2 separate regions of the Mus musculus genome follow, and region 1 is linked to region 2. A link is a loop called in an ENCODE intact Hi-C map of the cell type or tissue named here. Cell type or tissue: left cerebral cortex. All regions are shown on one strand.

Region 1 (4,000 bases), 55 kb before region 2:
TGGGTCTAATAACGGATGAACACTCTGTGTGGCCAACACTTTCCTGGCATTGCCAGCTCCTGGGATATGTAGAACTGTACCTGGATTGTAGTTAGGCAGTTTGGAGACTCCAGGCCAGGTATCCTCTGTAGGGACTCCCAGAACCTACACAGAGCCAGAGAAAGAGAAAGGTAAGAAGAAGCCAGCTGGATGGAGCAGGCACAGAGACACAGAATCCAGAGTAGGAAGGAATAAAGAATTTACTGATGCCACAGGGATCCAGCTGACATACAGGAGACATTTTTTTTTTTTTTTAGTACTAACATTTTTTCAGTTTATTGTGCAAAGCATTATATCCCCACAGTCCCGAGCCTGTGCTTCTACCAACTCAATCTGCACGACTGCCAAGTGATTAGGGTATGAAGCATGAGGAGCGACTGGTTGCTGTCTCTTGTTCCAGTCCTAGAAGCTTATGGGCAGGAAATGCCGCTGGTCTGAGTTATGGCTCAGCCCGGGCATCCAGCCGTTCCTGGATGTGCTCAAAGATAAAAGGATACAGATTACTGACTTTTAGGCAGCAGAACACTGGCTGAACATGATCCCGCTTCCATCTCTGCTTTTTCTGCTAAATTCATCTCATTTTCTTATTTTCTCCATATCCAGCAGCTTAGACTATAATTTGGTTTCCCACTGGCAGATTGTAATGGCAACATCATGTGAAATAGAACTGGTTTATGCTTTTATAGAACTGTGTGTACATGTGTATGTCACGACACTTGTATGGAAGGCAAAGGGCAATTCTGTGGAGTTGGCTTTCTCCTTTCATTTTTACGTGGCTTCCAGGGATCGAACTCAGGTCTCCAGGCCTGTGCAGCAAGCCTTTTCTCACCAAGGCATCTTGCTGGACCTGACCTATGCTTCAGATGTCCCAACTTAAGTTCTCGTTTTTAATGAAGATGTACTAGGAAAATAAAAGTTCCTCTGGAGTGTGAAGCTAAATGGAGTTTGGATGGAAGTATTACCGTGGTGCTCTGCAGACACCATCTTCCCACTCTTTGAGGGTGAGTGGGTGAGTACAAATCCCAGTTATTGGGGGGTGGGATGAGTAGCATGGCTTTTGTGACACGTCCTTGTAGTTTGTTTTTACATCACTACAGTGTAGCTCTTCTCTGGATATTATTTTTCTGTAAAACACTGAATAGAGACACTGGTTGAGCTTTTATAGCAGGAAGCTAATTGTCTGGCTGAGTATAACTAATTTAACTAATTAAACCCACTGGTGTGGTGACTAGGTCCCTGGTGGAGAGGTGTGCTTGTGGGGTCTATTGCGCTTGCCTTTGCACAATAGACACTGAAGCACTATTTTCCCTCCCATAATATGTTTTGAAATGTCATGCCAGGAAGTAAATGCTCTGAGCTTTGATCCATTCTCTAAACAAACTGAAAGAGTGAGTGAGAGGGCTCTGAGCTGTTCCTGTGAACCATCCCAAGCCTGAGGGGACACTGAGAACCTGGATTCCAGTTTGAAGGACCAACTAGCCTAATTCTTCTGTGGGGGAAGCCCAGAGGAGGCGAAGCTGATTCTTTCTCAGCCGGGCATCCGCTGCTTTTGTCCAGATGCCGTGTAAACAAGTGGGCGTAACTCATGGGTACCCATTCATCTTCTGTTGGTTGGCAAAGTTCAGCGGAAAGAAGGCAAAGCCGGGGAGGAGGAACCAACACAGGACTGAATGACAAACACATCCATAGTTTCTTGAAGGTGAAAGTTCCCAGACTTCTTGGTTACTTTGTACTATGCTTAACTGAGGCCGGATGGATACCAAGTTTTCTGGAAAAATTTTATTCTAAAAAGCTTATTAAATTGAGATGTTAGAAGTTTAAACTAAGAATTTCAATTATTCATTTGGCAGAAACTCATTTAGTAAGATACAACTTCAGAAACTTTATAATCTGCTTCTTTTTTTTTAAACTTATTTCACAGGCAAGGAAAGCAAAATTAGATGAGTAGGACCACAGAGAACCAAAGGCACCTAGAAAAAGAAATAATGGGATGGAGAAACAATCTGTGAATGATAGAAAATGCTATATATCTGATTGGGATTGATATCTAACATGCACAAGGAACTCAGAGAACTCAGTACCAAGTGAACGAACGAATCTACTAATTTAAAAAACGGATAAAGAACTCCAGTAGGCATTTCCCAAAGGAAGAATACAAATGGCCAAAGGTGTGAAAAAATGTTCAACATCACTAATTACCAGAGAAATGCCAGTTGGGACAATAACTGTAGTTAGGACCATGGGAATATTACTGTGTGACTGTTGGACCGAGGATGTGACTCAGCTAATGGAGTAGTAGAGTCCTTGCCTAGAGTACATGAGAGACCCAGGGTTCAATCTCCAACAAATGCGTAAACCAGGTATGGTGGCACACACCTGTAGTCCGGCATTTGGGAGGATCAGGAGTCCAAGGCTGGGCTATATGATATCTACTGCAACACCCTGCCTCCCCTCCCCCACAGGACAAAAGAATGGTGTTGGTTAAGATGTGGTGGAATTTGGTGAGGATTTGAATTAGCCCAACCATGATGAAAAGTGGCAGACTTCTCAAAAAAGCTGCTCTCTGATCTGCCCTGTAGCATATGTATTGGGGGGAAATAAATTAGCATGTCAGAGAGATGGCTCCTGTTTATTGCAGCAGGAGTGTAGCACATACGCACCATGGGATACCTCAAAAGTATCTCTGAGAAAAAAAAAAGATACATGTGTTAAAGTGATGCATATGCTAATTGGCATGGTTTAGCCATTCTATAATAAATACATATTATGAACCATCACAGTGGGGCTAAGGAGTGGGTGGCATGGTGGTAGAGAGTTTGCCTAGCGTTCGGGGAGCCCTGAGGATCTGATGGTCTGGGTTCAATCCCTGGGACCAACACTGAGGAAGCCAAGAATTGATTCCTGCAAGTTTTCCTCTGATGTCAGCATGCAGGCTGTGCCACCTCTGATGTCCACTGATGTCTGCATGAATGCACATGTACACATACACACACATGTACACATACACACATGTGCACATATACACACATGCGCACATACACACAGCACATGCACGCACATGCACACACAGCAAATAAATAAATCTAATAATTTAAAAAATAAAACACTTGAATTCAAAATTCTATAGTCCTCTCACATCCATTCTGTCCTCATATACCCTCCAAAGACTTCTTTCCTGCCCCAATACATAGCAATTACAACCATGTTTTGCACAAGGAAACCAAACTGAAATACAACTATTGATGTTGTTTAGCATTTACCATTGGTTACAGACTGCTCTAAGGAAAAACAAAACAAACAAACGAACAACAAAATACACCGTCCAAACCTCAAGTGTTTGAGATGTGTTGTTATAAAGCAACAAAATCTGGGCACGGAGATGGCTCAGCAGGTAAAGCAGCTTGTCGCCAGACTGGATGCCTGGGAACCAGCATGGTAGGAGGAGAAAACGGACTACCTCAAGCTACCTTGTAATCTTCATGGTAGGGCTCCCTCCCCTACCCCAAAATACATGGGGGGAAAAAAAAAACAACAAAGTCATCTAATCTGATCATTTTGTCCACTTTCCCTCAGAATACAGAACTAGAGATGCAACTGGAGTTCTGCCTGAGTAAAATGAATCTGGCCATAATACATAGCTAAACACTAGAGAGCTATCTTCCTGGGACAGGGGGAAGTCCACGGTGAGCCGTGCAGCTATTCAGACTCCAGAAATAACTAACTAAAAGGGAAAAGCCGATGAATAGAGGAGAATATTATGATTTAAAAGTACAGGAACACTGGGCAGTGGTGGTGTACACCTTTAATCCCAACACTTGGGAGGCAGAGGCAGGTGGATTTCTGAGTTCAAGGCCAGCCTGGTCTACAGAGTGAGTTCCAGGACAGCCAGGGCTACACAGAGAAACCCTGTCCCAAAAAACCAAAAATCAAACCAAACCGAAGCAAAAAAAAAAAACCAACC
Region 2 (4,000 bases):
ACAATATGAGAAAGGGGGCTATGTGTTATCACAACAGTACCCTGGATAGTTAACTTCTGAACTTTCCTCCGTTAAATCTTTACTTTTATGTGATCTAATTGTAGTGGTTTGAATAGAAATGGCCCCCATAGACTCATACATTTGAATGTTTGGCCCATAGGCAGTGAAGGCATTAGGAGGTGTGGCTTTGTTGGAGTAGGTGTGCCTTTGTTGGAGGAAGTGTTTCATTGTAAAAGTGGTCTTTGAAGTCTCATATGCTCAAGCTAGCCCCAGTAGTCTCCTGCTGCCTGTGGATCAAAATGTAGAACTCTCAGCTCTTTCTCCTGCACCATATCTGCCTGCACATCACCACCATGCTTCTTGCCTTGATGCTAATGGACTGACCCTCTGAAACTGTAAGCCAGCCCCAGCTAAGTGTTTTCCTTTATAAGAGTTGCGATGGTCACGGTGTTTCTTCACAGCCATGGAAACCCTAAGACATTAACCTTGAGCATATATTTTAAGTTTTATTTCAAAATAGCTACAAGCAAGCAAGCAAGGTATAGGGTCCATGCCTTCATTGTCAGCACTTGGGAAACAAGCAAGACGATTGCCATGAGTTAGAGGTCAGTCTGGGTTCCAGAGTCAAAACAAAGACAAAAAGAGAAACAATTTGCTACATACGATCTAAGGCAAGTCCATTCAAGGATTTACTAAATAAAGTTTGAGACACTTAGAGAGAGAAAGTAAGAGACCAATGATGCACAATGGATAGGGACTAGGCATAAAATCAGTTACACCTCAAAAGCAGCTAAACTTTTGACTGACATACAACTGAGAGAGAAGTTCTTTCTCATCATAATAATTTTTCACGTATTCATTGTAATAAAATTTGTCAGGAACGCTCATTCAGATCTGGTGAGCTGGTCCATTGGGTAGATGACTCTGCACCAAAACTGCTGACCTGACTTTCCATATTGGAACCTAAAGGTGGGAAGAGGGAACCGACTAACTTTGGCAAGTTGTCCTCTGAGGGCCATGTGCACACCATGACATATGCAACTTGTTGATTCTTTCCTCAAAGATGATGGTGGATTTTGTCATAGACAAATTACATCCTAGCTGGATGTGGTGACAGAGACCTATGTATCATCTGGGCATTTAGGAACGTGAGACAGAAGGATCCTGAGTCTGAGGCCAGGCTGCACTACATATTAAGACCTTACTAAAAAAAACGAAAGAAAGAAATATAAGCTAAGTTCTGCTTTAAGATAATTTCATAAATTTTAGATTAGGGTGTGGGAAGGGGTGGAAGAGTATTTCATTCTGTAGCCCAGGCTAGACTGGAACTCACTAGGTAGCCCTCAGAAGTCTGGCACTTGTGGCAAGCCTCTGGCTTCAGCCTCCCAATTGCCAGAAGTACAGGTGACACACCAAACCAAATAAGTTTTAAAAATTCAAAATGGCCAGCATTTGTGTAAGCTGAAGGAATTGTGTAGTTAACTCACAAACATGCTTGAATAGAGGATTATTTTAGTTAATTAACTTCTCTTTGTATATATGTGTATGTGTGTGTGTGTGTGTGTGTGTGTGTGTGTGTAGATGGTTTATTTCTGAAGGATTAAATTGTTGTTTACCAACTAGAGAGGACATCTGAAGGGAAACTGTAAAATATCCTTCAGAATTTTCAAAATTTAATAATTCATGGTTTGCTGAAGGTCAAGGAAAAACACTGGGTGACTCTTTACGATTTTTTTTTTTAAGCTCTGTGTCCAAAACAATCATTTTTGTTACAAAGATTTCTGAATAAGGACAGAGATGGAGATGATTTCCTTGCAAACAGCATCTTAGCAGTTTATACTTCAGATCAAGGAGGCTGTACCTTCCGCAGCCTGGTGGGCATCCTAGGCCCTGGCCGCCTGGGGCATGCACACTGTTGCTACTGTCCCCTGCAGAGAAGAGCCGCCCGAACGAAGCTCGTGGAACTGAGAGGTCCCTGTGCTTGCTACCCACTTAAATGGACACACACGGACTGTAGCTCGATTCAGATTGCAGCAAGATCCCTCAGGCCAGCTCAGCATGGCTCACTCCTAACTGCATCGTTTCCCTCCCCCCCCCCCCCCCCCCGTATCCCCCACTTCATTCTTTACTCCCCACCCGCCCTCTTTCTCTCCTCCACCCCCACTCCCGCTCCCCCACCCCGCCTTCCCTGGGCTTGCATTTACCGCTCCTCCTCTCTCTTTTCAGTCTCTTTCCAGAGAAGCTGGGTTAAAACAAATGGTTCGTTCATTCATTCTTTTACTTATTTATCTATCTATCGATTTGATGGTTTGAGGAAGTCTCACGTGTAGCCAAGAATACGGATGAATTCCTGATCTTCCTGCCTCCACCTCTGAGTACTAGGATTGCAGGTGTGTGCATCACAGCCACTCTGCCCCCCCCCCTTTTTTTTAACTTAGCAATAAAATTATAGGCTATTGATAATTTCAGTTTAGTTTTTCCTATCATATTTTGGCGGTCCGTTTTCCGTTCTCAAATGTTGTGAATTCAAACTACTGTGTTTGAGAGTTTGCATATTTCACCCGTTTCCTCGAGAGAAATAAAATTTTTATTTATTTTTTAATTTTTATTAAATTTAGTACTTTGGGGAAGGGGAATAATATTGGCTTACAGACAGTTCCAATAGGCTCCTCCCAACAGCTACCCAGCAACAGCTTTCGTCATCACCAGGTGGCCAGCCAGGTTAAAAGCCAGGTGTGGCAGCACATAAGAAGACTACTCACTGGGCACTGCCGGTCCCCCCCCCCCCCCCAGGAGAAGGAGACCGGGGACTAGAAAAGGATTGTGGGAGGGGGTACCGAGAGGGGGGCAGTGAGCGGGATGTAAAGTGAATTAAAAAAAAAAAAAAAAAAAAAAAAAGACTGCTCACTACCCCAGCCCCCTCCCTCCTCTTCTTCGAATCTCTGTTTCTATGTGTTGCTAGTTGGTCTCTCTTTCTCTCTTCCTGTTTTTGTCTCCCCTCTCCCTCCCCCATTCTCTGCCTCTAGCCCTTTTCCAGGTCCCTGCTGGATCTTCCCCCACAATAGATCTTTTTTATATTAGGTCTGTCACATGGCATGGTTTCTCAGGGGAACATCTTGGCAGGGGCCTGCCAGGTAGTCCTGTACTCCCACCACATTATATCACAATATTTCATAACAAATAACATCTAATAATTTTTCTTTAATATGTGGGTGATCTCAGATGTTCCACAGTACTAACATGAAAAATACAATCAGAAATATTGAAAACAAGCCCTAGTACCCACATAATGGAATGCTAATACTTAGGTACAAATAGAATGCTATTTTAATGACAGAGTGGTGATCAAGATACACGATGAAGTGAAGAAACAAAACCATAACAATGCCTGTAGTGTCTTACTCTTGTCATAAAAGAATGAGACAAAAACTCCGAGGTAGTAGCTCATGCATGCAACCCCAGCACTGGGACAGCTGAGGCAGGAGGATTGTCATAAGATTGGCGACAGCCTGCATAAATAGTTAGACCTTGGGTGTGTGTGTGGGGTGACATAAAGTAGCTGGTGGTGCAATTTTGTAACACACAAGATGGCTGAGGCAGGAGGATTTCCAGCTTAAGGCCAACTTGAATTACATATTCAGACTCCCTTCCTTCCTTCCTTCCTTCCTTCCTTCCTTCCTTCCTTCCTTCCTTCCTTCCTTCCTTCCTTCTTTCTTTCTTTTGCTTCTTTGTTTCTTTCTTTAAAAAATTATGTATTTATTTTATGCATATGAGTACAATGTAGCTGTACAGATGGTTGTAAGCCTTCATGTGGTTGTTGGGAATTGAATTTTAGGACTTGTGCTCGCTCTGGTTAGCCCCACTTCTTCTGGTCAACTCTGCCTGCTCAGTCCCTGTTCACTCTGGCCCAAAGATTTATTTATTATTATACACAAGTACACTGTAGCTGTCTTCAGATGAGCTAGAAAAGGGCGTCAAACCAGGCGTGGTGGTGCACACC

The links. Hi-C counts contacts between places; a loop is a spot of excess contacts. Peaks named below come from ENCODE experiments on the same cell type or tissue, not always from the same donor. Only the 100,000 strongest peaks of a DNase experiment are listed, where the experiment ranks them.
Region 1: a loop joins it to region 2, with 2.0 times the contacts of the local background. A loop is called at or near these places in 1 of 42 quality-filtered maps.

Annotation. Positions count from the first base shown.
Region 1 is chr1:59,306,940-59,310,939 of GRCm38, reverse strand. It overlaps Cdk15 (cyclin-dependent kinase 15), which reads right to left. Exons shown (of 14, transcript NM_001033373.3): 10 at 81-144. Among named protein-coding and RNA genes, the nearest start is that of Cdk15, 52 kb to the right of the region's middle. In left cerebral cortex, no CTCF peak of the experiment used is centred here; a DNase peak (open chromatin) is centred at 1,589.
Region 2 is chr1:59,251,670-59,255,669 of GRCm38, reverse strand. No RefSeq gene overlaps it. Among named protein-coding and RNA genes, the nearest start is that of Cdk15, 3.2 kb to the left of the region's middle. In left cerebral cortex, no CTCF peak of the experiment used is centred here; a DNase peak (open chromatin) is centred at 2,003.